Regions from separate parts of the Homo sapiens genome. Here all the other regions are linked to region 1. Evidence: chromatin contacts called from ENCODE Hi-C or POLR2A ChIA-PET data. All regions are on one chromosome and are shown on one strand. The core of a region is the stretch at or near the end of the contact, and the rest is flanking DNA. Distances in the headings are between cores, read along the strand shown.

Region 1 (4,370 bases), core at 1,092-3,591:
CTCTCCAAACGTGTGCGAACGTATTTTAATAACATTCTCGTGCATTTCATTAGCCTCCTGAGTTCACAAAGGGCCTCTGGGAAGGCAAGTCGGTTCCGCAAACGCTGGCTCTGGGCAGGTCCTCCTGGCACCTCGCTAGTCTGGCACAGGCCAGCTAAGGTGGGGTAGGGGGAGAGCTTTCCATTCCAGGCTGGGAGGGAGTGTGGAGAGGTGGATGGATGGAAGGACCCACCACCAAAGCCCGGCCAGCCTGGTTATTTTTACCACTTGAAGCTCACTGTATAGGCTCAGGGGCCACAAACTGGCAGCCGCCTGCGGACACTTGCTTATGAGCCGCCCAGACACTGCCTTCATTCCACAGCGGCTGCTTCTCAGCTCCGGGCCCCAGCTAGGGGCAGCCTGGCCCCCAGCAGGGAAGGACTGTGTGCCCCTTCACCTGGCGTGCTTCTTCAGGGTGGGGATGGGGAAACTAAAGCTCAGGGAAGCAAAAGGTCCCCGAAAAGGTGGGCTGGGGGACAAGGTGTAGGCTAGAAGCTAGAAGCCAGAACCCGGGAGGTAGTGGTTCAATTCTCCACTCAACCAAATGTCCACCTAGGTGGGCTGTGTGTGCAGGAGGTAGAGACTTACTTATCTGAACTTTTGGGTGCCCAGGCGGCTGCGTTAGCGACAAGGTTCAAAACCCCACTCCCCACCGTTGGTCCACTGATCCCTTATTTAGGGCCAGGCAGTCCCAAACACAAACAGCCCCAAACTTTGACTCCTTTGTAACCATGGTCTCAGCCAGACTGAACCAAGCTGTCCAGACAGAGGCTATTTATAGGTGCGTCGGGGACACAGACACTGGCACAATGACACACACACATTCAAGATCCACGCTGGGCCAGACGGGCCAGAGCTGAGCCCTGGATTCAGACACCTGGACACACACGGTCCCCAGATCCGGCCCAACCAGACCAGACCCCCAGAAAGATGGACACGCTCAAGAAAGGCACCCCGGCCCGGACACGGGAAAGACACACAGAGAGAGGCAGGAAGACTCGGTGACACGCACTCTTGGGCAAGACCGCGACTCAGACCCCCAGACACCCCGAGAGACGCCGAAGACCCAGACAGAGCCACGCAGCCACGCACACTCCACAGACGCACGGACATCCACTCAGAGCCCGAGACACAGCGCCGCGAACACTCCAGACACACGCCCGGAGCCCCAGACACCTCGCAGACCAGACAGTGTCTCACACGCCCCTCCACCCCCGCCCAAAGTTGATAAAGAGCCGGCCTAAATGCTCCATCGCGACTGCCCTCAGGGAAATAAAATGGAAACTTCACGGATCCGCCCGCCCCAACCCTCCCGCGCCGTGCGCCGCCGCTGAGCCCCGGGTCCGAGTCCGGGCGGGCGGGGCGCGGACAGCGGGGGCCGTGCCAGGCTCGCAGCGCCGCGGGACAAAGCCGGGCCGGCCGCCAGCTGCCGCGAGCCGGGAGGGCGCGCCCGGGGCGCGGCGGGCGCTGCCCGGGCGCAGGGCGTTCGGTCCGAGGGGGCGCGCAGGGCCCGGACCCCCGCTCGCAGCTGTGCCCCGACATAGGGTCCGAGCCCGATGGAGTCTCCGGGGAGGGGGGCGTGGGGTCACTCACTGATCTCCATGCTCTGGAACAAAGAGCGTTTGCAGTTGCACGTGCAGGAGACATTGGGCTGCCCGGCGGCGGCGGCGGCGGTGCTGTTGACCCCCATCAAGCGGTGCATGGACGGCGCGGCGGCGCGGCGCGGGGCGCGGGGGGCTCGGGGGCGGCCGGGGGGGGCTCCGGCCGGCGCCCGGAGCTGGGGCCCCGCATGCAGGAGGCGCGCGGCGGGGGAGGCGCGCCCCGGCTCGCCGGGCTCGGGTCGCCGCCAAGTTCCCGGGGCGCCGCGGGGCTCAGTGCGCGGGACCGCGCTCCGCTGCGCCCCCCCGGCCTCCCCTCGGCAGCCCCGGGGGCGTCGGCAGTGCCCGCGGGTGGCGTCCGGAAAATGGGCTGGCAGCGGGGCGCGCGCTGCCGCCGGGGCTGAGCCTCTGCCGCTAGCTTTCCCCAGCCGAGCGCCTCCGCCGCCGCCGCCGCCGCCGCCTCCTCCTCCTCATTCAAGTCCAAGGAGATCGGGTTTCGCTCCGAGACCGCGGTCGGAGGCAGGCAGACGGTCTGACGTCAGCGCTAGACGGGGCTGCCGGTTCCCACCGCGCGGGGGCCGGGGAGGGGGCGCGCGCTGCGCCAATCCCCGCCGAGGTTCCCCCGCACCCCCTCCCCGAGCCGGGGGGCGGGGTGACGGGAAACGGGGCGGGCTCTTAAAGGGCCAGAGCTAGGCGGCCCACGTAGACCCGGCACCCGCGCAACGGAGGAGGGGCGCTGTGCCCTCTCCCCAACGGCGGTCAGCTTGGAACGCCTGCCCGGCGCACGCCCGGGGCCGGGGAGCCGAACTCGGTGCCAGCCGCACCCGGGCGGGTTGCTGGTGCGCCCTCCCCTCGCCCCCGTCCCTGGGGTCCTTGACCCAGGCTCTTGGGGCTAGCCTATCTTCTGAGGAGCACAAGGTCCCTGGGGGCTCAGGGAAGAGAAATTGGAGAAAGGGGGAGGAAGCCCCCAAGATGGATCACCCATTGCCTGGTTTCGCAGGAGACTGTCCGCCTTCAGTTCTCCAGCAGCTCGGGGATCATGGCCCACTGAACCCCCAAGCGCTTTCACCCGAACCCAAGGAGGACGACCAGGAAAGACGGGAACTCGCGTAGACACGCCCGGAAGCCCTTGTCATGTAAATAGCTGTCGGGGACTGGTGTATTGTCGCCGCCCCAGCCGGCGGGACCTGGGGCGAATCCACACCCATTGTCTGCTGCCCAAGGGGCCTCCGGCTGGGGGGCGCGGCTGCGGAGTTCAAAAGGGGTATGAGCAGGAGGGGTGTACTTTTAGTTCATTAAGTTTTAATTACAGGAGTGCTACAAGAACACATTCTTCAGGTTTAAAAAGATATTAAAATATTACATAAGAGACCTCCCCTCCCTGGCCCACCTCCAGCCTCTTAAAAATTTAGTGTGTCGCCTTTTAGACACTTTCTCAAAGCTTCACTTATTTAACAGGCACTTAAGGAGCACCTACCTGTGCCAGAAACTCTCCAAATATTAACTCAACCTGACACCGACTCAGTGTGGCCGAATATTACTCTCCCCATTTTACAGAGCGGGCAGCTGGTCAAGGAAGTCGCTTGTTGAAAGTCACACAGTGGTGGAGCCTGTGTGCCAACCCAGGACCCTGGGGAGCTGCCTCCCCCTCTCCCACGTAGTCCTGATTCTTTAAGTGTCCACATATTCCTGTAATGCCTGGAGTTTCAGTAATTAGCAGGGACTTAGTGTGTTCAGAGAAAAAAAAAGCTTTTAAAAATTATTGTTACTGTGTTTGTAACAGTTTGGATAGAGAAGGAAAAGCTGGAATTTGGGAAGTGAAGGTGGCCTCGGGGTAGAACTTACCTAGACCAGAGCGAATTCATCCTGAAGAACTCAGAGAAAGCCGGTGCAGGAAGTGGGTTCCCGCTCTCCCTGCACAGGCACAGTGATGCTGCCAGAGCTCTCCCAGAAAGACCAGGAGGCTTGTTCTGGAGAAGTCAAGCCCAGGGATGTGGCTCAGGCTGGTCCAAGCTCTTTGGAGGAGTCCAAGCGTGCCCAGCCCAGAGGGAGGTTCAGAGGCACTGACCGTCTTCTGTTTGGGAGGAGAAGCTCACTCTTGGAGCCACAGCCAGCACTAGGTCAGGACCCAGGCCCCGGCCCAGGAGTGGGGCAATACCCAGCGTCTACCCCAGATGGCACCCTGCTGTGAACTGGGCGCCCTCAGCCCCTGCCTTGAGGAAGGGGCAATACCACCAGCGTGTCTTTTATCAGGGAAGATATTGCTGCAGTTTGGCCGCTGCAACTTAAGAGAAAAGCTAAGGGGTCCCCCAGCATCCCTTGGGGTGCCACTGCAAATACTGGCTGGGCCTGGAGATGACCTGGGTCCCATTCACTTCCTAGGGTGAAGGAGGTCATCATTACCACCCCTGCTTTCAGCCATTTCTTCATTCATTCAATCAACAAACTGGCTGAGCTGCAACCCTGAGCCGGGGAATTCAGCCACTCCAGACACAGCCCCTGCCCTCCGGGAAGTCTCGGGAGACCTGGCTAGTCTGGCTGGGAGAAGTCACACGTTGATTGTCTTGGAAGTGAGATGGCATTTACACAATGGAGGCTGCACTGCCAGCAGGCAAAAATAACCAGTTAATTCAGTGGCTTAAAGAAACCAAACCTACCCACAACGCTTGACCTCCCATTGATCCATCTGCGACACCGGCAGTGGCTACCATTTATTGAGTGCTGATGGTGTCA
Region 2 (4,370 bases), core at 1,059-3,558, 400 kb after region 1:
GAGAAGGACATGAATTTGGGGGGTCCAGGGTGGAATGCTATATATAGACCGAATGTGTGTGTCCCCCTAAAATTCATATGTTGTGATCTTAACCCCCAATGTGATGCTATTAGGAGGTGGGGCTTTGGGGAGGTGAATAGGTCATGAGGGTGGGGCTCTCATCAGTGGGATTAGTGCCCTTATAAAGAGACCCTGGAGTGCTCTCTCTCTTTTTCACTCTTTTCTGTCATGGGAGAAGACAGCCAACTGGAAGGAGGAAGTGGGCCCTCACCAGCCATAAAATCTGCCACCTCCCTTATCTCAGACTTTCCAGCCTCCTGCACTGTGGGGAATATGTGTCTGTTCTTTCAGCCGCCCCATCTGTTATTGCAACAGAAATGACTAGGACAGGGGCCATGGCTGTTTTCACTTGCACTTGCTGGGGATGCATGGGCGCCCCCATGCAGTCACCTCCAGATCTCTTTCTCACCTCTGTGTGCCCACCCCTCACATCCTGAGCCTTGCCAAGGAGACCCAAACTTCAGAGGAGTACCCTGTGGGCAGCCTGCATGCTGCCCCACCATGCCCACAGTCAGTGACTGACTGGTGAGGTGACCAAGGCCAGCAGCACCCACTCTGATCAGGCCAGTTCTGGGGTGGGGGTAATTTATATACCAGGGCTCTCCCCGGGATCAGGCAGGGGAATGGGAATCACTGAAGTCACCCCCTGATTGGCTTCCTCTCCATCCCTGTTCTGGTTCCCCTCCCTGAGAGGCATCTCCTGGGACATGTCCTAATCCTCACCTCAGAGTCTGCTGGGACAACACCTGCCCCAGATGCCACTGTAACCCTGGGCCTTGCATGGTGCCAGCACCTGGAAGATGCTGAGAAAACATTTGTTCAGTCAGTAAACATTTCCCAATACCACTTTTTTTTTTTTTTTTAGATGGAGTCTTGCTCTGTTGCCCAGGCTGGAGTACCATAGTATGATCTCAGCTCCCTCCAACCTCCACCTCCCTGGTTCAAGCAATTCTCCTGCCTCTGCCTCCCAAGTAGCTGGGATTACAGGCGTGCACCATCACGCCCAGCTAATTTTTGTATTTTTAGTAGAGATGGGGTTTCACCGTGTTGGCCAGGCTGGTCTTGAACTCCTGACCTCAGGTGATCCGCCTGCCTTGGCCTCCCAAAGTGCTGGGATTACAGGCGTGAGCCACCGGGCCCGACCCCAAAACCATCGTTGTCCCAACTGGCTGAGAGCCCCTGTTGCTACACATTCTGCCCCTCCCTAGATGAAACAGTACTATGTCAAAGCTGTGCTTGGGGCACTCCCTGGACTGTCAGTGTCCCCTGAGCGTTAATTGGAGTCAGGAAAAGTTACAGCCTCTTTGAGCACTACCTGAAGGGCACATCCTTTAGAGATAAACTAGCACAATATTTTCTCAGTGTTTCTCCAGTTTTGTTTTGTTTTGTTTTAACCACAATCTTCCCTTTTTCCCTCTTGCTTTTGATTTGGAGTGAAAGGCATGCACATGGTGGGGCCTAGAACCCAATCCAAACCCCAGCCCCCGGCTTCAAAGCAGGCATCAAACCCTTCAGCCTCTTTGTTGGCTGATAAATAGAAACTTCTGCCTCTCAAGACAAGCCCGAAATGAAGCGGAATCCTTGTTGCTAAGAAAAATGACACGTGAACGGCTCCCGTTTGAGCTCCCAGAACTGCCCCGGTTTCCCAGGGCTGGCTGCACGTCACGATGCTGGCGGAAGGAGACCGTGGGCTTGATTGACACCACAGCGCTAGCGGGAAATGGTTTCTAAACTTTTGCCCAGCTAGCGGCCTCTTTCCTGACCTCTTTATCCCCTTGAAAGCAAAATAGATCCTAGGAACTGAGATGGAGCTGAAGTTTATGAGTTAGTGTTTCCAGAGAGACAATCAAGACTGGGATTCCTTCTCCCAAGGTTGATTGGGTTACAGTTAAGAAAACGCCATCCACTGCAAACTCAATGGCCTCAGCGGCCAGGTTGGTGACGTCACAGTCAGTGGGTTAGACATGAGAGAAAACAGTAAATGGTGGCAAGCGGTGCAACTAGGAAGCTCAGGCCCCATCTAAAGTAGAAACCTCTGCCCAGCTCCAGATAATTGTTGCCACATGGAAATACAGCCCAGAACTGTCAGCTCTCTTGATTTTTCAATAGAAGTTAGATGGTTGTCTTCTAAGTTGCAATTTCTCAATGATGAGACCTATTCACATTTTTTAAAAAGCACTAGGCACGTGCCTGGCCCAATGAGTCTCAGACTCTTTTAAACAAAAGAGTTTCACCAGTGAGATTTGGAAAGCAGGCATTTGTCATCAGAGTAGCAGGTGTGGTTGTGCCTAGAGCTCCTTCTGCTTCCCCTTAATTCCAGGGTGGTGAATCAGAGTTATCTCAGTTATTGAAAATATGTATTTCAACAAACAGTGGCTTGACCAACTCGTCCTGGCTTGCCTGGGACTGTCCCAATTTTAAAACTTAAAATTCTGCCTCCTGGAGTCCTCCTCAGTCTCAGGAAAACCAGAATAGCTGGTCACCCTTAAGAAGGGATGCTTGGTGAGCCATTGAGTTGTGCCCCCTTGGGAGCTCATTAGCTGGAAGAGGAAATGAACCCTTTGTGAAATAACTGAAAATAGCAGTGGGGACTGTGCCTCTCAGAGTCAAAATCAAACATCACTTCTCAAGACCTTATCTCGTGAAACCTAAGATGAGCACAGCTGTGCTTTCAGACAAAGCCTGTCCAACTTCCCAGTTTACTACAGAGAGTTGCTGTGAGGGCCTGGATCCCTGAATGGCTGCGTGAAGCCGCACCCCTGCCACCACATACTGGGCGGTGATTGTGTTTGGCCTCTGAGATTTGGGGGTTTTCTGTCACAGCATTTGGACTCCCCTGACTGGCACGCTATTGGACCCTTAACTTTTTGGCCAGCATTGTCTAGCATGAGGCTGGTCTCCTTATCCTCCCCTAGGAATGTGGATATGGTGTTCAGGGCCTAGATGGTCTCTACTGGCTACTTGAAGGTATGTACAAAAGGCACCATGGAGTGGTCAGGTTCTCAGAGGAGAGGACAGAACTAGCGTGAGGGGTCAAATTGTGTCCCCCAAATTCCTATGTTGGAGCCCTAACCCCCAGTACCCTAGAATGTGACTGTATTGAGGGATAGAGTTTTACAGAGGTAATTAAGTTAAAATGAGTGCATATGTGTGGGCCCAAATTCAATATGACTGGGGGTCCACACAATAAGAGGAAATCTGCACACAGACACACACACAGAGGGGCAACTATGAAAGACACAGTGAGAAGACAGCCATCTACAAGCCAACGAGAGAAGCCTCAGAAGAAGGCAATTCTGCCGACTGCAAAAAGCAAGGAAATGAATTCTCCCCTAGAGCCTCCAGAAGAAGCACAGCCCTGCTGCCACCAGAACCGTAAGACAATACATTTATGTTGTTTTCAGCCACTCAGTTTGTAGTAATTCATTGTAACAGAAATAGGAAACTAACACAACTTTGAATAGTGTATTTTTCATACACCCCAGCCCTGAACTTGTTTAAATGTTTGCTTTCTTTTCCTCTCAACTATTAATACTGAAGCTGGGTCAATGAAGGAATGCACCTGAGTTTTGAACTCTGGTTGAGTTCCAAACAATAAGCAATTGATGGAAAGAACAATTGCACATACAGCCAAAGTTGTTGAAACCCTCGTGGACGTGTGAATTTTCAAAAGCAAATTGCCAACCCTCTCTCTGCTGCTTCGTGGTTTATTTGATGGAGTGTGTGTTTAGCCAGGCAGGGGTAGTGGGGAAAAACAAGGCTCTGTCCTAATGCTCCCACCAAAGTCATGGGCTGCTCAGGGACACCTACTTCAGCAGGGGCAGGGCACATGCAAGGGACTCCAACCCCAATGCCAGTGAAACAGCAAGAGAACTGTCAGCTTTGCCAATTGCGTATCCTCTGGGGTGTTTCTCATTTTAGTCTCACAACAGGTCTCATACCCTCCTCCCCTTAAGTGACATGGTGGGTTAGGAGAGTGGTGCTGCGGGAGAGACGCAGTGCTGCCAACACGGTGCTATGGCTGCAGTCACACGCCCCTCAGGCTGGAGAAAGCAGACAGCTGCACCCACGGGCTCACATGTGCCAGCTCCATCTGCGAGATCATTAAAATTGAGCCTTGGCAGAATCTGCAGAAAAACACATTTGTTTTCTTCGTAAAGAGGAAGAGTAAACTTTCCTGTCGTCCTCATAAGTTTCTGCAATTACTTTAATGTGCAAAGCGCCTTGTACAAAAGCAGGAAGCTGTTACCCGGACTAAGGCACCAGGATGCATGCTTCCGTTAAATTATACGTGAAATTACACGTTCTCT
Region 3 (4,370 bases), core at 584-3,083, 370 kb after region 1:
AAAAAGTCAGGTCTGACCAGCTTGGGCCCGTATTTCCAAGTAGTGATACCTGCCCAGGGCCCATCTGCCCCTCCCTTGCCCAATGTGGTTGTTTGCAAGCCAGTTTATCACAGTTGAGTGTTCAGAGTCAATTTTCCATATTTATAACATTAGAGAAAGTCATCTATGATCTCCCTAGATTTTTAAATATTTTCTTGTCATTTTAAAAATATTATGCATACTTGTGATGGTAAATCTTTTCTCATTTTTTATGATGCAAATATTTGTTTTATTCTTTTTATTGTACAAACGTATGAGGTGGTTGTCTATTTTATTTGTCTTTTGAAATAAGCAACTATTTTGTGTTTGTTTGCTTAGAGACAGTCTCACTATGTTGTTTAGGCTGGCCTTGAAGTTCTGGGCACAAACAATCCTTCTGCTTCAGTCTCTCAAGTAGGTGGGACTATGTGCACTCACCACCCTGCTCGGCTTCTGAAATAATCAACTCTTTATTTTACTTATCAACTTTACTATTTTTCCTAATAAATTTCTGCTTTACTCTCTAATAATACAACTTTCTGTTTTCTGCTTTATTTATAGTGTTTTCTATACTCTTTAGTTTAATTATTAGTCATTCATAGCCCCTCATTCTTAACAATAAAAGAATTTTGGGATATAGATTTTCCTCTGAATATGGCTTTGGCTACATCCAAGATGTTGCTGTAATATATCAATATTTGATAAATAATATTGATATAAAATTTAAGTTTCTATTTTCTCCTTGATTTAAAAATTATTTAGAAGAGTATGCTTTAAAATTTCCCAGTGAAATTATCAATTTGTTAGAGAAAGGACAGTGGTGAATTCATACAAAGGAGCACTATGCAGCAATAAACAATGGGACTGATATACACAACAGCATATGTGAATGTCGCCAACACTATATTGAGTAAAGGAAGCTGACACAATAGACTACAGGCCATATAATTCCATCTGTGAAAGATTCAAGAGCAGACAAAGCTAATCTATAGTGACTGCAGTCGGAATAGTACAGCGGTTGCCTCTTGGAAGGAGGCATTAGCTGCGAAGCAGTGCATGGGAAGCTTCAGGAGGTGTTCTGGGTGGCTGTACATGTGTAAAAATTCACTCAGGTGTATACTTAACACTGTGCACTTTACAGTACAGAAGATGTGCTTCCATTTTAAGAATCTAGTTTTCTTACAAATATCATAAAGCATTATTGGCAGAAAATTTGGCCCGTAAGTTACATCCTTTCCAGAATTTGTTAACATTCTCCTCTTGGCCAGAGTAATGGACTCTGTTGGTTCCTATTCAGCATCCTTCTCCCCTTCCTCCTTCCCCTCCCACCCCTGACACTACTCCAGATCCCCTCCCTCCACACAGCCCGTGGGGAAGCGGAGCCTGCCCCAGCTCCCCGGGTGGGACTTGAGTGGTCTTGGTCAATCATGACGATTCGATCTGTCTTGCCCATGGCTTCCAGGTGAAACCAATCTGTGCATTGTCTTGGGCAACTCTTCTTGATTCAAGGGTGGGCGTTTGATATCAGTAACCCAATCTGACTAAAGAGAAGGACTTTTATTGCATGGTTGAAGAAATTCCTTTTTTTCTTCCAGTGGAAGAAAACAAGGGAGGCCCTGTCTCAGTTGCTCCACCTCACCACAGCCAGCCTTAAGAGAGAGGCCGAGGGCCCCTGCTGGTGCCCACCCTGGTGCCCACCCTCCCTTGACCTCCTGGACATGGGTTTCTACATTTCCCCATGACTTAAACTGCCTGAGTCAGAGTTTCTGTTTGTGGCAGTAAATAATCTACTTGTGAGCCAAGAACACGACTAATATCAAAAATGTTCCGTGCGCCCAGGAGAAGAATGGGGCTGTTTCTTTGGAACAGAGTTGTATTGACATTTCATAAATCAAGCTTGTTCATTGTGTTGCCCACATTCCTTATCTGCTTATTTGTCCACGTGACCTATCCAATTATGAGAGGGGAAAGTCAAAGTCTATTGCTATGATTGGGGCTTTGTCGAGATGGTGCATTATAGTCTTTGCGCCCAGTGAAACATTTGGCCGATTAAGATTTGGGCCCGCTATGTCTGCTTGGTGGATTATAGATTTTGTCAGTAGAAAGTATTCCTCGGCTTACCATTTCCTGCCTGTGGCCTTCAGTTTTGCTTAATCTCATTGTCACATTTCATCCCTGCTTTCGGCTCCCCTCATGTTGTCCCACTTACCAGAGCTCCTTTCTTTATTATGAACCTTTCTGGGTCAGGTTATTTGGGCTGTGTCTTGTGAACGGTTTAGAGTTGGCTTTTGCTTTTTAAGTCAAATCTGAGAGACTATATCTCCACCTGTTTGATAATATATGTTTACCATCTTTTTTTTATTATTTTTTTCCTTTTTTAAAATTGCATTGAAGTTAGTTTTCATTTTCTCCCATTTTCCTCCTGGACATTGGCAGTTTGATCGCCGCTGGCCTTTAAAACTTTACCAAACGTATCTAAATCTATGGTTCTCTGTTGCTATCAAAAAGTTTTGAAGATTTATTTCTTTCGTACTGTCCCCTAAGGCAAGCCCTCTGGAAGCTTCCCAAGAAAATCGTTTAAAAATGGCCCCCTCCTCTCCAGATTGTCAATTCCTACCCTCTTCCCTGATTTACTTTCTCAAAAAAACTTATGGCCAACTGGCCTGCTGTAGGTTACCTTATTTTTTCTTGTTGTTCTTTAAAATTTTTTTTATTTTTCTAGATTTAGGGGCTACAAGTGCGATTGTTACATGGATATAATAATGCACAGTGGTGACATCTGGGCTTTTCATGTACCACACCCAAATAGGCACCCCACAGGTAATTTTTCATCCCTCATCCATTCCCCACTCGTCCACACTCCCCAGTCTCCAGTGTCCATTATTCTGCTCCATATGTCTGTGTGCACACATCGCTTAGCTCCCACTTATAACTGAGAACATGTGGTTTTTGACTTTCTGCTTCCAAGTCATCTCACATTGAATAATGGCCTCCAGTTCCATCCACGTTTCTACAAAAGACATGATTTCTCTATTTTTTATTCAATTGCCTTATTTTGTTTGCTTTCTCTCCACACTAGCTCCATGAGGGTGAGAATATCTATTTTTTTCAGAGCCTGTTATAGCCCCAGGGCCCGGCATAATGCCTAGCACATAGTAGGTGTTTTATAAGCATATGTTGAATAACTGAATGCCTTTTCTTCTCTCTTCCCAGGTTATAAGCCATGTGGAATTTCAATCTCAAGATATTAATAATTTTTTATTTGTTTATGTAACTTATAGAACAAGCTACAAGGTCAGTACAAGCACTATAACCATTTGGTAGATGAGAAAACTTAAACTTAAAAAGGTTACATCATTTCAAGATGGCATAGCTTAGAAATGACCAGGGTGAGACTTGAACTCACATCTGCCCAATAGTAAAGTTTGCCTTCTTACCCTCCGTGTCTGGATCACACATACACCTGGCATTGTAAATGCTTTCTTGGCATTACCTCCCAGCTCAGGTGGGGAAAACACGGGGTGAGGCCCGTGAAACCATCCTGACCGATGCTACCCCTTCCTCAGAGTCCAACTCGAATGCCTCCTCCTCAGCGATACTGCTTCAGGTCCCGTCGGTGAGAATAAATCTGACCTTGTTACCTTTTCTTTGTTGCCTTCATCAACTTCTGACTTACATTACAGCTGTGTGAGCATCATCCGCTCACCAACTAAACCGTGTCCTCCATGAGGGGCCCCATCTAATGCCTCTGTCTTGCCCACTGCACCAGGGGCAGTACCTGGCATACAGTAGGCACTCAAGCAATGCAGGTGAATTGAATTGCTGAGGTGTAATACCAATGGCCCTGGCCCATCCAGACCAAGATCTACCTCCTCCAGGGAGCCTTCCTGGACTACTTCTAGCCGAACCCCAGCTCTCTTTATCTGGCCTTTAACTGATGTGAAATTTAATTCCATGAATTGTAGTGTGTGGTTGTTCTTGGATGGAAGAAGAAACACCAACCAAATAAAAGAGTCTGACTGCAAAGCCCCTGGAGAAAGGAACAATGGATGCCCGGGAACATCGTCTCTCAAGTGCTGTCCCCTTGTGGCCAGAGCATGGAATTCCAACCAGCAGGCAACCAGCTCTAAAGCTAATTACTCTGATTTCCTTCCCAGCTAGCCAGCCCAATGTTGGGCCAATGAATCATTAGACATCATTACATTCTTTAAAAATCCCTACTACTGTTCACCTGGAGTTCCCCGCCGTACTTAGAGTTGCCCATGTCTGATGCAGCTCAATTGCAAACCAACCAGTGTCTGTATCTGTAGCATCTGTGATTGTGACTTCAAATTTGCCACTCATATTTCAAA
Region 4 (4,370 bases), core at 862-3,361, 320 kb after region 1:
AATGGTGCCTTTGCCTGAGTTTTGCTCGGGCCTGCTGGGCTCATTCCACCCACCCACCCTGGCAGGCTGTGCTCGGTTTGCACCACCAGTCTGGATCCCAAGCCTGCAAAAGGCGAGCCAGGGGCAGAGTGGCGACAGGTGTGTGAGTGAGTGAGCGTGGGGTCCAACCACTGCACACAGCTAGGCACGCCAGCTGCTGCAAGACAGGCAGCTAAGGTTCTGGCACAGGCACCAGCTTATTGTGAGGCTGCGGCTAGACCAGGCATATTGCAAGCAGCTGCCACGCTGGCTCTGGGGAACATGGTGGCACCCAGAAGCTTGGAGGTGCCAGGAACCACACAGCCCCAAAGAGGGTGTCACAGCCCTGGCCCGGGGAGCTCCTAGGACTGGGCTCCCCAAAGGGCTGCAGCTCTCCTCTCCTTGTCTCTTCTCTCCTTCTCATCACCCACAACATGGTGAGCAAAGGGCATGTCTCAGCGCCACCATTCACCAGGTCCCAAGTCCTTGTCCTGTATCCAGGAAGAATGAGGTATGACGACAAGTAGAGGGTGAGCAGGACAAAGAGGTGATTTATTGAGCAGCAGAACAGCTCAGACAGAGGAGACCGACAGTGGATAGCTCCTCTCCACAGGCAGGGTCTCCTGAACGAGTGTCCAACTCTCAGCAGAGAGGAGACTCACAGTGGGTAGCTTCTCTCCACAGGCAGGGCGTCCTGACATCTCTTCTAGTCTGACTGAGTCTGGGCTTTTATGGGTTTCAGAAGGGAGGAAGTGCATACTAATTTGTCCATGGGTGGCCATGGGTGAGTCTGAGAAATGCACCAAAAGTTCTCATTCCAGTCCACAGAACTGGCAGCCCAGCCCCAAGTCTTCACCGGGGACCCACCCCTTTCCACCCAGAAGACTGTCTGCCTCCACCACCATCAACCTGCCATCCACAGTGCCCATGGTGCCCAAGCTGCTCATGCAGAGGGGTGCCCGCAGGCTGGCATTGAGCTGCCCTAAGCTCCCCCTTGGCCTCCCCTTGGCACCCAACGTCCAGAGGGGGCTGAGGGCAGCAGGGGGCTGGTGTGTCAGCACTGCCCCCAAGCACGTGCACACCCAGCTAGGTCGCAACAGCACCTGGGCTCAGCCTCAATTTTCCTCAGGGAGCAGGGAGAGGCCAGGCAATGGGAGCAGGTATTTCTGAGCCTACGGGGGGAGAGGGACTTCCTGGTCCCCTGAAAATGCAGAGATGCCTGAGTCCACAGCTGCAGCTGCGCCCAGGAGGGCAGGGCCCCCACCCCTCTCCAGCTCCCACTGACCCCTTGGAATGTGCAGCCCTGGCTGCGCCTCCCCTACTGCAGCCTGCGTCATGGCAGCAGCTGCTCCAGACGGGCCACCTCTGCCATCACCACCATGTACGGACTTTTTCTATAACACCAATGGTATTTGGGGGCTATTTGTTTTTACTTCCCTTCAAACCCATCCACGTGAGGACTGCAGTTGAGGTGCACTGCACTTTCTGCACTGCGTTCTGCTCAGAGATGATCTTCTTGGTCTTCGTGAACTTTGCCTCAAGCCACAGATGCTTTTTTTAAAGTGACTTACCTTTGCTTCACCAACAGAGAGCCCCATTAAGAGAGGCTCTGTGTCCTCTTTCTCTTGTTACTGTGGCCCTGACAGTCACATTAGGTGGCTGGATTCTGGCTTTTGTGCCCAGAAGAGAGCTTACCAGTTCAGTAATTTTGCAGTCTGTAGGGCATGGTAACCAAACATTTGAGGAGGCTCTGTGAATTTAGGGGCCTTTCCTGGAGGAGAGGCAGTTTCGGGGTGGCGTGGTGGACAGGCTTGTTGAATGCACCCTAGTTGATACCCCTTGAGGGACATTATCAAACACCCAACTTACAGATGGAGAAGATGAAGTTCAGACCAGTGGAGAAGCATTTGCCTAAAGTCCAAAGAGGAGTAGGTCACAAATCAGAGGACTGTGGTGAGGGAAGGGGGCGTTGGAGGGGGGCTGGTGGCCAAGGCTGCTCCTGGACCCTGTATGGTCGTGGGAAAGACACTCCACCCTGGGAATATGGTCAGCTGGACACGTTTGGCTGGGAAGCACTTTGAAGCTGGGCAGCATCCAACATGCTGGCCAGTCCCTGGGGCTCCCAAGGCTGGGGACACAGGCCTCCACTCTGACAAGCTGTTCAGAGCACTCCCCAAGCCTTTGTGTGGGAAGGGACAGCCCAGCAGCAGAGCAACTGGAGTGTAGATGAGAGAGGAAGAACCACATTCCAGAGATTTTATATTTTATATTGGGGTGTTCCACAAAGAAAGGGCCCTGGGGTCAAAGCAACCTGTCCCAAGGTTTTTCAGCAAATGTCCCATAAGCAGCAGTGGGGGCTGCTCCAAAGTAGATGTTCTGATCCCTGCTTTCTGCTCCGTGCAGGAAGCAGCACAGGGACTGTAGGCACATGAGGCTCAACCTGAATCCTGGCTCTGCCTGTTTTCCCGGCCTGTTTTCTAGCTAGGTGAGAAGGGAGTTTGGGAAGCCTGAGTTTCCTTTTAAAGTGGGAATATAACAGGCTGGGCATGTATGGCTCAGGCCTGTAATCCCAGTACTTCAGGAGGCTGAAGTGGGTGGATCGTCTGAGGTCAGGAATTTGAGACCAGCCTGGCCAACATGATGAAACCCCGTCTCTGCTGAAAATACAAAAATTAGCTGGGCATGGTGGCATGCACCTGTAATCCCAGCTACTAGGAAGGCTGATGCAGGAGAATCGTTTGAACCCAGGAGGTAGAGGTTGCAGTGAGCCGAGATCACAGCATTGCACTCCAGCCTGGGTGACAGAGCAAGACTCCATCTCAAAAAAAATAAAATAAAATAAAATAGGGATATAAGCCTGCCAATCTCAACGGATGACTGCAAGCTAATATATATAAAGAACTCAACATGCTTTAAAATCATAATGCATGCCATTGTCATTGCTGTCACATTACAGATGAAGAATTTGTGGCAAAGCAAGGACAAGTAACCAGCAAGAGAAATACACTTTGGCAAAATCTGATTCTAATGCTGCCTGTTCTCTTCCACTTGCCCCAAAAGAGGAGGGGAAATGACTCACCTAAGGACACACAGGAAATATGATGGGATTAGACTTGGACCCAGAGCCTTCTGACCCCAAACCCGCCACTCCATGGGGGGCTAATTCTGTTGTGGATAAAAAACGAGGGAGGGAAGGAGGTGGCCATAGAGGGGAAGTGGGCAGCCCACAGACCCCCAGAGAAGACATCCTTCATCCAGCTCTAGCCACTTGTTTCTGGGCAGAAATGTGGGCCCAGTGAGGTCACAGCTTAAAAGTTTTCCAGGAGAGATCAGCAATCTGGATTTTCAGGACATAACCTCACTTTTAAGGTTGACAACTAATTTGATGAAAATACATGCCACTTGCAGACTGACTGGCCCCAGCCCTCTGGTTTGAGTCCTCATCCCCTATCCTACACTGCTTAGGATCTAGCAAACCACATTCTCTCTATCTGTAGCTCACACCATCACATTTGAAGAGCCTTAGAGAAAGCCAACAAATTCCAGAAAATGCCTCTTACAAAAAGGCTGTTCATGCAGCAATTCTATTCATCCATTTGCCCACCCATCCATTCATCCACTCATCTATCCATCCATGCATCCATCCATCCATGCATCTGTCCATCTTCCCATCCATATACTCACCCATCCATCCATCTATACATACATACATCCAAGCACCCATGCATGCACACATTCATCTGTCTCTGCATCCATCCATCCGTGCATCTATCTATCCACCCATCCATACATCTACCACCCATCCATGCAGCAACCCAAAAATCCATCTATTTATTTCTCCATCCATCCATACATCTATCCATTCATGGAGCACAAAAAACACACCTATCATGTGGTAAGACTGGGAAAACTAAGGCCCAAGTTATGTATGGCACCTTGCTTCAAAAATGAGTGTGCTGTCTGCCTTGGATGTGATGCTTCCACCTCGTTGTGAGGAGGAAATTGGGAAAGAACATCAGATTCTCCTTTGATTTCAGTCTGACTAGGTTGAATCTCTTTGGACTTCTGGCTGCCAGTGGCCCACTTAGTACCCAATGCAAGTTTGTTTGTAGCAAGCATTCTGCAGGACTGGGAGAGAAGTCAGAATCCACCCAGTCATTCAGCAAATACCCATTGAGATCCTACTAGGTTCCAGGCACCGTGGGAGGGACTGGCCCAGAATGCTGCAGCAGAAAACTAACTGTATGTCCCTGTCCTCTGTATATTGACAAAATACAAATAATAAGAAAAATCCAATATTCATACAATGAGTACAATAGGTACTAATATTAATTATTGATTAAAACTCATTG
Region 5 (4,370 bases), core at 1,293-3,792, 280 kb before region 1:
TCTCAGCTCACCACAACCTCTGCCTCCTGGGTTCAAGCGTTTCTCCTGCCTCAGCCTCCCAAGTAGCTGGGACTGCAGGCACATGCCACCATGCCCGGCTAATTTTTTGTATTTTTAGTAGAGATGGGGTTTCACTATGTTGGCCAGGCTAGTCTCGAACTCCTGACCTCGTGATCCACCTGCCTCAGCCTCCCAAAGTGCTGGGATTACAGGCATGAGCCACCGCGCCCGGCCGCCTGGCTAATTTTTTAAAAACGTTTTTTTTTTCTCGAGACGGGGTCTCCCTATGTCACCCAGGCTGGTCTCAAACTCCTGGGCTCAAGTGATCCTCCTGCCTCAGCCTCCCAAAGAGCTGGCATAAGCCACTGTGCCTGGCCTAATTTACAAACTTAAAAGAGCAAATTTTGTGGAATATGAATTACATACTATTTTAAAACACAAGAGGACATCAGGCAAACCCGAACTGAGGCACACTTTGCAAAATACGTAATACTCTTCACTATGTCAAGGTCACAAAAGACAAAGAAAGCCCAGGGAAAGGCCCCTGGGTGGTTGCAGTGTGACGTGAGATCCTGGAGCAGAAAGTGGACATCAGGAAGAAGCTGTGAGTCCTGAACGTGACCTATGGTCTGATTCATATTATTGCATCGGCCGGGCACAGTGGCTCACGCCTGTAATCCCAGCACTTTGGGAGGCCGAGGCAGGTGGATCATCTGAAGCCAGGAGTTCAAGATCAGCCTGGCCAACATAGTAACACCCCGTCTCTACTGAAAATACAAAAAATTAGGCAGGCGTGGTGGCACGTGCCTGTAATCCCAGCTACTCGGGAAGCTGAGGCAGGAGAATCACTTGAACCTGGGAGGTGAAGGCTGCAGTGAGATGAGATTGCACCACTGCACTCCAGCCTGGGTGACAAAGCAAGACTTGGTCTCAAAAAAAAAAAAAAAATTATTGCATCAATGTGAATGCCTTAGTGTTGCTGATTGTCCTGTGGTTTTGTAAAATGCTAATAGGAAAGAAGCTGGGTGAAGGGCGTATGGGAACTCTCTGCACTTACTCTCTTTGCACCTTTTCTTTCTTTCTGGAGATGGTGGTCCTGGCTTGCCAGGGTCAAGCTCAGGGCTTGAGTGGGATTACAGGCATAAGCCACGGCGCCTGGCCTCACCTGCCTATTTATGATTACAGCAATTTGCAGGACCATAGTTTTGTGTGCACCAGTGAAACAGCTCACATGAGAATGATCTGCGCTGTGCACAGTGCTTCGATTTTGTGTTTTCCACTGATGACATGTTGAGGTCCAGGGAGGAGGGGTATAGGTGAGGCCCATTCTTGGAAGAGCAGCCCCCACCCACCCCAGGGCTCAGCCCTGTCACACCCGTCCCCCGAGGACTGGCATTTGGGCATCATCACCTTTTTACTACTTTCATCACCTTCTTCAAACGGGCCATCCGTGGAACTGCAGCAGGGCAGCGGGTCGGGGGTGGGGGAAGCGTGGGCCTGGGCTGGGGGTGGGCTTGGGGGCTGTGCACTGCTCTGTAGGCTCCCCGAGGCTCCTCTGATAGAAATCATCCTATCAGGATGCATGATCCAGGACAGTCACGCAGGGCTCAGAAGCCAGGACAGTCACTCAGGGCTCAGAAGCCAGGACAGTCACGCAGGGCTCGGAAGGGCCCTGCTCAGGGTTTCCTGCTCTGCTGTTACCATCTTGAAATTCTTCTTTCTTTTTTTTTTTCTGAGACAGAGTTCTCACTCTGTCACCCATGGGCATGATCTCCACTCACTGCAAACTCCGCCTCCCAGGTTCAAGTGATTCTCCTGTCTCAGCCTCCTGAGTAGCTGGGATTACAGGCGTGCACCACATTCCTGGCTAATTTTTGTATTTTTAGTAGAGACAGGGTCTCACCATGTTGGTCAGGCTGGTCTTGAACTCCTGACCTCAAGCGATCCGCCTGCCTCGGCCTCCTAAAGTGCTGGGATTATAGGCATGAGCCACTGCGCCCAGCCCATCTTGAAATTCCTGGTAATGTTTCAACAAGGGGCTCTGCGTTCATTTTGTCAAACTTCATGTGGACATCTGACAACAGCGAGCACCTTCGGAGCCCTGGTCATGTGCCAGCTCTGCCCTAGGCCAGCCACACACACTGCCTCCTTGAATCCTACTAGCCGTTCTGTTACAGGCATGGTCATCATCAACCCATTCTGCAGATAGGGAAACTGAGACTCAGAGAGCTCCTGATTCAGGCAATACCAGGTAACATCAGCTTTGAAAATCAAATCTGGCCAATCCCTTTTTTTTCAAACTGAGACCCAGAGCGGCTAGAGTTGGCTCAGGGACACGCAGCCCCTGTGTCTCACTGCAGGGTTCCCAGCCATTCCCCAGGGAGGAACAAGAGACCATCTGCCCCCCGGGTGCTTTCTCCGGGCCTTTTTGGAAGGCCCCATTGGCTGGGTTCATTTTGCCACATTTCCTTTCTTCCTGGCTGGTGGGGAGGACTGTCTCAATGAGGGGTGAACAAACCCCGGTTTTAATCAGAGCAGCCACTTCCTCTCACCAGAGAAGAAACCCGCCCTCTCACAACCCACTTTCTATATTTAGACCCAGGGCCTCGCCTTGAGCTGGGCCAGGGCTGGGTGTGGCGGGGCCTGCGGCTGCTTCCGGCTCTCGGGAAGGAAGTTTCCACCTGTTTCCCAAGAGCCAGAGACACGAAGCCTGCAGGTCCTAGGCTGAGTGCAGGATTCTTGAGCCCACAGGGGCCCATAGGACAGTAGTTCCAGCCTCCCCCTCTGCAGCTCCACAGCCATGTGGGGGACAAGGCCCATTTCCAGGACAAGAGAAGCCCACTCCCATTTCATTCATTCCTTCAGGGACCTGGTGTTTTCTGGGTGCCTCCCACAACCCAGGTGCCGTTCTAGACTCTGGGGATACGGCAGGGAACAAGACAGGCCCCTGCCTTCACGGAGCTGACAGTCTAATGGGAATGACAGAAGTAAATACAATAAAAATAAACTAATAAAACAGAAACCGGATATAACTAAGGAAAGGTAATGAAGGCATAAATCAGGCAGATGGACCAAGAGGCGTAGTAGAGTGGGCAACACCAGGGGCGGGGTCCCAGGGCCTCTGCAGGCCCCTGGGGTGTGGAAGGGCCTGGAATGCAGCGACAGACTGAACAGGGCTTAAGGCAGAGAGGACAGAGCGTGCTGATGTCACAGCCAGGGCTCTTGTGCCTGGTGTGGGAGCCAGTCAAGCTGGAGACAGGGGTGAGGTCAGGCCCTGCAGGGCCCGGGCACTAAGGCAGAGGTGTGGATCTCAAATACCAAGAGAAACCACCCAGCGCTTTTGAACCTAGCGTGACATGCATCACGAGCTGTGTGGTTTTTTTAAAGCTCACCCCTACTGTGATGTCAAGAAAGGGAGGCAAGGGGCCAGGGGAGGGAGTCCAGGCCAGTTGGAGGGGGTCCAGGCCAGCATGAAGGGGGTTCAGGCCAGTGTTGAGAGGGTCTAGGCCAGTGTAGAGGGGGTCCAGGCCAGCGTGGAGGGGTGGTACCCCAATAGTCTAGGGCACTGGCTCTCCACTGGGGCCATTCTGCTCCTCAGGGGATGTTGGGCAATGTCTAGAGACATTTTTTCTTGTCATAGTGGTGGTGTGCTACAGGCACCTGATAGGCAGAGGCCAGGGGTGCTGCCAAGCATCCTGCCATGTCCCCACAGCGGAGAAAGATCTGGCCCCAAATGTCAAAGGGGTGGCGGTTGAGAAAGCCCGGCCTAGCGGGAGGAGGTGGTGGCGAGCAGGGCGACAGTGGTGGAGGAAAGTGATGTGCCCCGTTCTGGGATCCAGGGTGCATGGAGCATGGATGAGGAGTCACTTGGCATTCTGCTCTGAGTATTTAAGAGTGACCCATGAGAGCTGTAAACTCAAGTCTCAAGTGTGGGTGACCTCCAACACCCAGGCAAGGGTTCGCCTAGCATGAGCTCCGCTGCCGAGCGCAGTGTCTGCAGGACTATTCTGCACACATCTTTGGCAGTGCCCCCATGTGGTGGCAAGATGCCCCGGCATCAGTGACCTTCGGCAGTCAACCCCCAGCAGTGGGTTAAGGAAGACTTCGGTGTCCTTGGAAGATTGAAAACGAGAGAGGACTCGAGAAGGGGGTTCTGGGCTTCTTGCTAATAGAGAATCTGGGTACCTGAGTGATTAAGGAGCAAAGGGACACAGTCATCTGGGGATCATAAATTGATGGAGTGGCTTATTCTGACTTCATTAGGAGTTCCCAGGAGAGCCAGGGAAAGGGGAGGAGGATTGCTGGGTTCAGGAAAGGCACCTGTCACACGCGTGCCTCACTGACTTGCTCGTTGCTCCAAGAACATAGTC
Region 6 (4,370 bases), core at 963-3,462, 260 kb before region 1:
CCCTTCAGGGAGCTAAACCGACTCCTGCGAGTGAGCGGCCAGGCCTTTTCGGGAGCCTTCCAGGTGTAACTCTGGGGAGGGTCCACATACCTCAGTCACTCACCCACTTTTCACACCCATGCACACTTACCTGTGTACATTCACAGACACACTCACACACTACTTTTGTTTTTTTTTAGAGATGGGATCTCATCTCACTATGTTGCCAGGCTGGTCTCGAACATCTGGCCTCTAGTGATCCTCCCACCTTGGCCTCCCAAAGTCCTAGGATTTCAGGCGTAAGCCACTATGCCCAGCCACACTTCTACATGCATGCTGCTTCTTGCAATCTCACACACTCACACACACATGCACATGCCACTCCAGCACACCCACACATGCACACACACACACACCCCTCTCCTGAGCCACCCTGGGCCGCAACTCACCTGGCTTGAATTTTGCTTTCCTCAGTTGACCCTGGCCCTGCAGATTGAGAGGCTGCACAGAGTTGAGGCCGGAGACAAGAGACTTATTTTTCACCTGGCTCAGCCACCAGGTCTCTTGCTGTCTCTGGGCCTTATTCCCCTAACAAAAACAACAGTCCACATTTATTGAGGATGCTGCGGATACAGTCTTATCTAAGACTCACAGCAGGCTCGCGGGAAATGGAGGCTCGGGTAGGGAAAACAGCCTGTCCAAGGTCACTCAAGCAGTAACCAGAAGACCTAGGGTTTGAACCCTGACTGTGGAACTCTAGCTACTTTGCTGTACGATTTCCCAGCCCACTTCATTCTCCCAATGAGGGCATGCTGTTATAATCCCATTTCACAGGCAAGGAAGCTGAGGCTGGTAGCGTGCAATAGTGCCTCGCACTGGACTTCTCTCCCTCCCTTGCTCACAGTGGGTTTCTTCCTGCCCAGGGCCCTGGCCCGCTTTTTTCTCTCTGCCTCCCTACTTTGCCAAGTTCATTTCTCTTCTTCCTCTTGGTCTTACCCCAAATGCCATTTCTTCAGGAAGGCTTCTCTTACCCCCAAACTAGACCATACTCTCGCTTGAGGCTTTGACTGTGTGTTTTCTGTTTGCTAGTATCACACGTGACCCCCAGTGCCATGGCCTGAAGTACCTCTTGATTAGTTCACCTGCTCCTTAAGTCAGGCGTCTGGGTGGGCTCCACTGACCCTCTGTCCAGGGTCTCAGTGAGCCCAAGTCAAGGTGTCAGCAGACTGTGCCCCTTTCTGGAAGCTCAAAGGAGCACCTGTTTCCCGCTCATTGGGGTGGTTGGCAGGATTCAGGTCCTCGGTTCCTCCCTTTCCAAGGCAGCAGCCTCGGGGTGAGTCTTCCCTCTGCCGCCCCTCTTCCCATTCCCTCTTGCACTTTGAAGGGTTCCTGTGAGGACACTGGGCCCTCTCCAATGGTCCAGGATGATCTCCCCATCTCCAGGCCAGCTGATTCACAACCTCTGTTCCATCTGCTGCCCAAATTCCCCTTCGCCGAGCAGCCTAGAGTAGTTACAGGTTCTAAGACTGGGGTGAGGGCATTATTCTGCCCACCACACTTCCCTTGCTCTTTCCTGCCGCCTGTTTTTACTAAATGTGTCATTATATATTTGTGTGCGGGATTATTTGTTTTCTCTCTGTCTCCCTCCCATAAATATCATCTGCATGACTCAGGTTGGGTACATAGTGCCCGTACACAGGAGGCACCGAGTACAAATTCCCTGAACAGGTGGCAGCACTGGGGTCTGAACCTGCACCTCCATGTCATTCTTCACCAACAAAGTAGTTTGGATGCTCACTTTCTCCCCTGCCCCCCATCAGGTCGGCTGTGTCCAGTTGCACAGGCTGTAAACTGCACAACTCCAGGGCACTATTCACAGCTTAGTCTCTGTGATCCTCGCAGTTGGGTGGGATCCCTCAGGACCTGTAGGCTGAAGCTCTGCTCCTGAACCTGAGCCTGTGTTCTAAATCTGGAGCCTGTGTTTATAACATTGGCTGCTCCTAGAATCATCCAGAGGGCTTTAAAAAACCCTCCTGCCCAGGTCATGCTGCAGACCAACTGTGCCAGAATCCCTAGGGTGGCACTCGACACCCCAAGTGACTCGGAAGTGCAGCTGAGGTGCAAGCCTCCCTCCAGCAGGGATGCAGAGATAATTATGTAATAGAGGAAGAGCCCCCCCGCTCCCCACCCCGCACCCCCGTATACTTTGCATAACCGAGGCTGGGCAGCTTCCTCTCCCACAAGCCTGTTTCTTCACTCTGTGTGGCTGCAGCCTGGCTCTCTGGCTTCCTGTGGCCGATAAGCCGTCCTGCATCATTTACGACGCTGGGCCAACATCTGGCTGCCAGTGTGGTCACCAGTCCTGCTCCAGTGAGGGGGGGCAGTCATCTCTCCCGGTGACAAACTGCCTGCCCAGAGTGGCCTGAGGAGAGGGAGAGCAAAACCACATCATCGAGCCCCTTGCTCGGGACTCACTGGAGGGTTGCTGGATCCTAAGTTTTACTTGGCTTTGGGAAATTTGCTGGCACATTAGTTGCGAATATTTTGCTCTGAGGGTCTGAGTGCAGTCTTCGAGGTCTCAGCATCTTGCTTCTAGGGCAGGTGATGAAGTGCACTGGAGGCTGGGGCATGGCCGGGTGAGCTGAGGTGCTGGGAGCAGCAGGGACCATCTGGGGCAAACTGCTGCCAACACACTGGGTTTCTAGGGTGGACCCGGCCTGAGAAAGGACGGAGGGGGTGGCTTGGAGGGGCCCGGAGAGCGTGCAGGCCACAGATGGCACTGTGTCTGCACACTTCACCTTCTGTGAGAAATACTCATGACCCTCTTGCTCTGTCGAGCCCCGGCCGGGAGGTGTGTGGTTGCAGCCGCTTGGTCACGTCCCCTCATGTGGAAGGTACAGTCCCTATGGGCACACAAGCCCAGGGCTGGGCCCAGCACCCGCAGCTAGCCAGCCCCGGAGCCCCCCGAAGGAGTCCCCCAGGCCAGCACTCCTCACCTCTGGGCATCCACCTCCCCCTTTCCCAGAGGGCTGTGTATCTTTGGCCTCCTGTCTGGGGGCCTCGGCATTCCTTTTCTTTCTCTTTCCTCCTCAGTGAAGCTGGCAGTGGGGTGGAGACAATTCAGGTCTGACTGCCTCAGCAGCAAAGAAGGGGGGATGGCAGCTCATCCCAGGCAGACCCCGAAGGTGAAACATCCGCATGGCACACCAGTGCACTTGTGGCTATTGCAGCCCCATAGTCAAAACTCCGGGATGTCACCATGCTGAGGGCTCTGTCACATCCCCTGCTCTGGCTTGGCCAAGCTCCAGATGGGGACAATCACATGCCTCGCCTTGCCCCAAGAAAGAGAAGGAGATAATGGAAGACCACCCTTCTCCATGGTGCCACGTGGTGATGCTTGCTCTTGCTTACTGAGCACTCACGGGGGACCATTCTCAGCCTGGCTGCGTATGAGTGTATTCAGTTCTCACAACAGCCCTGCAGCCACGTAAATCCTCTTTGTACCCATCTTGTAGATAAGAACACCAAGGCACAGAGAGGTCAGGTAACCAGCCCGGGCCCGCACAGCCCATGGGGACAGTGCTGGTGTTGGGATGCAGGCCTGACCTCCCCAGGCACCCCGAGTCCTGCTGCCCCTTAGAAGGAGGCCCAGGAGCCTTGTCTTTGCGGGGCTATGAGAGGGGATGCTGCTGTTCCCACTGCAGAGGTCACAGGGGAGCGCTTCCGCTGCTCAAGAGGAACCGGAACTTTGGAAACCACATTCTTATCTGCCCCTCACAAGAGCGGCAACTTGGCAACACTCATGAGCAATTAGGGTTGGATGAGTCTTCAGGATGGGTCTTCATCTGCTTACTCGTTCACTCAATCATTCATTCACCTACTCTTTCATTTGTTCAGCCAGTGTTTATTGAAGCCTTCTCAGGCCAGTTGCTGGGCCATCTGCACAGCCATGCCGGGAATAAACCCACAAGCACGTGCTGTCTATGCTATGTCAGGTGGAAGGACGCCAGAGACAGTTAAACCGGGTAAAGGGCAGGAGGAGGATGGGACAGGAGCCTGCCTTAGGCAGGGTGGTCAGAGAAGGCCTCTGGGGAGGTGACATTTGAGCAGACATCTGAATGGAGAGAATGAGCCAGGCCCTGGGCGCAGGATGTGCCAAACAGAGGGAACAACCAGTGCAAAGGCCTTGAGGCAGGGGCGGCAGCAGGGTGGCCAGTGTGGCTGCAGGGCAGTGAACAAGAAGGAGTGTGGCGGGATGAGGTTGGAGGGGCTGTCGTGGGGAGGGATGGTCGGGCCGGGATGGGCCTGTGCCGCACTGTTGAGGGCTTTGGACTTGACTGAGTGAGACGGGGGACAACGGGGCCCATGAGATTGTTCTGCCTTGTGTTTTA

What was found. A loop is a pair of places that touch in the nucleus more often than their neighbours do. ChIA-PET counts read pairs that join two places held with the same protein, here RNA polymerase II (POLR2A). Pooled maps may share reads with other maps.
Region 2: a loop to region 1 is called in a map of ascending aorta, with 5 times the contacts of the local background. The contact joins the enhancer-like site here to the promoter of NKILA in region 1. A Hi-C loop is called at or near these places in 1 of 168 maps with a recorded cell type or tissue (ascending aorta) and 3 of 50 pooled maps. POLR2A ChIA-PET finds 5 or more read pairs at or near these places in 5 of 52 experiments (A549, MCF 10A, PC-3 and 2 more).
Region 3: a loop to region 1 is called in a map of PC-9, with 10 times the contacts of the local background. The contact joins the enhancer-like site here to the promoter of NKILA in region 1. A Hi-C loop is called at or near these places in 6 of 168 maps with a recorded cell type or tissue (Calu3, PC-9, Right ventricle myocardium inferior and 3 more) and 10 of 50 pooled maps. POLR2A ChIA-PET finds 5 or more read pairs at or near these places in 3 of 52 experiments (PC-3, SK-N-SH and WTC11).
Region 4: a pooled map shows a loop between it and region 1 (1.8-fold over the local background). The contact joins the enhancer-like site here to the promoter of NKILA in region 1. A Hi-C loop is called at or near these places in 5 of 168 maps with a recorded cell type or tissue (Calu3, PC-9, chondrocyte and 2 more) and 12 of 50 pooled maps. POLR2A ChIA-PET finds 5 or more read pairs at or near these places in 3 of 52 experiments (A549, RWPE1 and SK-N-SH).
Region 5: a loop to region 1 is called in a pooled map of gastrocnemius medialis, with 4 times the contacts of the local background. The contact joins the enhancer-like site here to the promoter of NKILA in region 1. A Hi-C loop is called at or near these places in 2 of 168 maps with a recorded cell type or tissue (ascending aorta and posterior vena cava) and 10 of 50 pooled maps. POLR2A ChIA-PET finds 5 or more read pairs at or near these places in 2 of 52 experiments (PC-3 and activated B cell).
Region 6: a loop to region 1 is called in a map of ascending aorta, with 2.7 times the contacts of the local background. The contact joins the enhancer-like site here to the promoter of NKILA in region 1. A Hi-C loop is called at or near these places in 2 of 168 maps with a recorded cell type or tissue (ascending aorta and gastrocnemius medialis) and 7 of 50 pooled maps. POLR2A ChIA-PET finds 5 or more read pairs at or near these places in 2 of 52 experiments (B cell and activated B cell).

What each region holds. Positions count from the first base shown.
Region 1 is chr20:57,707,842-57,712,211 of GRCh38, forward strand. It overlaps NKILA (NF-kappaB interacting lncRNA), which reads left to right and starts at 2,342. Exons shown (of 1, transcript NR_131157.1): 1 at 2,342-4,370. It overlaps PMEPA1 (prostate transmembrane protein, androgen induced 1), which reads right to left and starts at 2,174. Exons shown (of 4, transcript NM_020182.5): 1 at 1,633-2,174. The coding sequence starts at 1,741. RefSeq lists enhancers at 556-1,167, 4,228-4,370 and silencers at 2,006-2,435, 2,456-2,575.
Region 2 is chr20:58,109,828-58,114,197 of GRCh38, forward strand. No RefSeq gene overlaps it. Among named protein-coding and RNA genes, the nearest start is that of CIMIP1, 39 kb to the right of the region's middle. Within about 2 kb of position 2,309, at least 4 of the 41 ENCODE cell types and tissues checked have a DNase peak (open chromatin) inside an H3K27ac peak, as active enhancers do; they include PC-3 and PC-9, where a contact is called at or near this core.
Region 3 is chr20:58,083,343-58,087,712 of GRCh38, forward strand. No RefSeq gene overlaps it. Among named protein-coding and RNA genes, the nearest start is that of CIMIP1, 65 kb to the right of the region's middle. Within about 2 kb of position 1,834, at least 5 of the 41 ENCODE cell types and tissues checked have a DNase peak (open chromatin) inside an H3K27ac peak, as active enhancers do; they include PC-3 and PC-9, where a contact is called at or near this core.
Region 4 is chr20:58,023,326-58,027,695 of GRCh38, forward strand. No RefSeq gene overlaps it. Among named protein-coding and RNA genes, the nearest start is that of LINC01742, 22 kb to the left of the region's middle. Within about 2 kb of position 2,112, at least 5 of the 41 ENCODE cell types and tissues checked have a DNase peak (open chromatin) inside an H3K27ac peak, as active enhancers do.
Region 5 is chr20:57,430,514-57,434,883 of GRCh38, forward strand. It overlaps LOC124904939 (a long non-coding RNA gene), which reads right to left. Exons shown (of 2, transcript XR_007067672.1): 2 at 4,148-4,370. Among named protein-coding and RNA genes, the nearest start is that of RBM38-AS1, 40 kb to the left of the region's middle. RefSeq lists enhancers at 2,228-2,277, 3,139-3,218. Within about 2 kb of position 2,543, at least 16 of the 41 ENCODE cell types and tissues checked have a DNase peak (open chromatin) inside an H3K27ac peak, as active enhancers do.
Region 6 is chr20:57,448,344-57,452,713 of GRCh38, forward strand. No RefSeq gene overlaps it. Among named protein-coding and RNA genes, the nearest start is that of RBM38-AS1, 57 kb to the left of the region's middle. RefSeq lists enhancers at 2,344-2,633, 3,138-3,637, 3,590-3,884, 3,679-3,823, 3,697-4,197 and 1 more and a cis regulatory region at 3,742-3,759. Within about 2 kb of position 2,213, at least 9 of the 41 ENCODE cell types and tissues checked have a DNase peak (open chromatin) inside an H3K27ac peak, as active enhancers do; they include gastrocnemius medialis, where a contact is called at or near this core.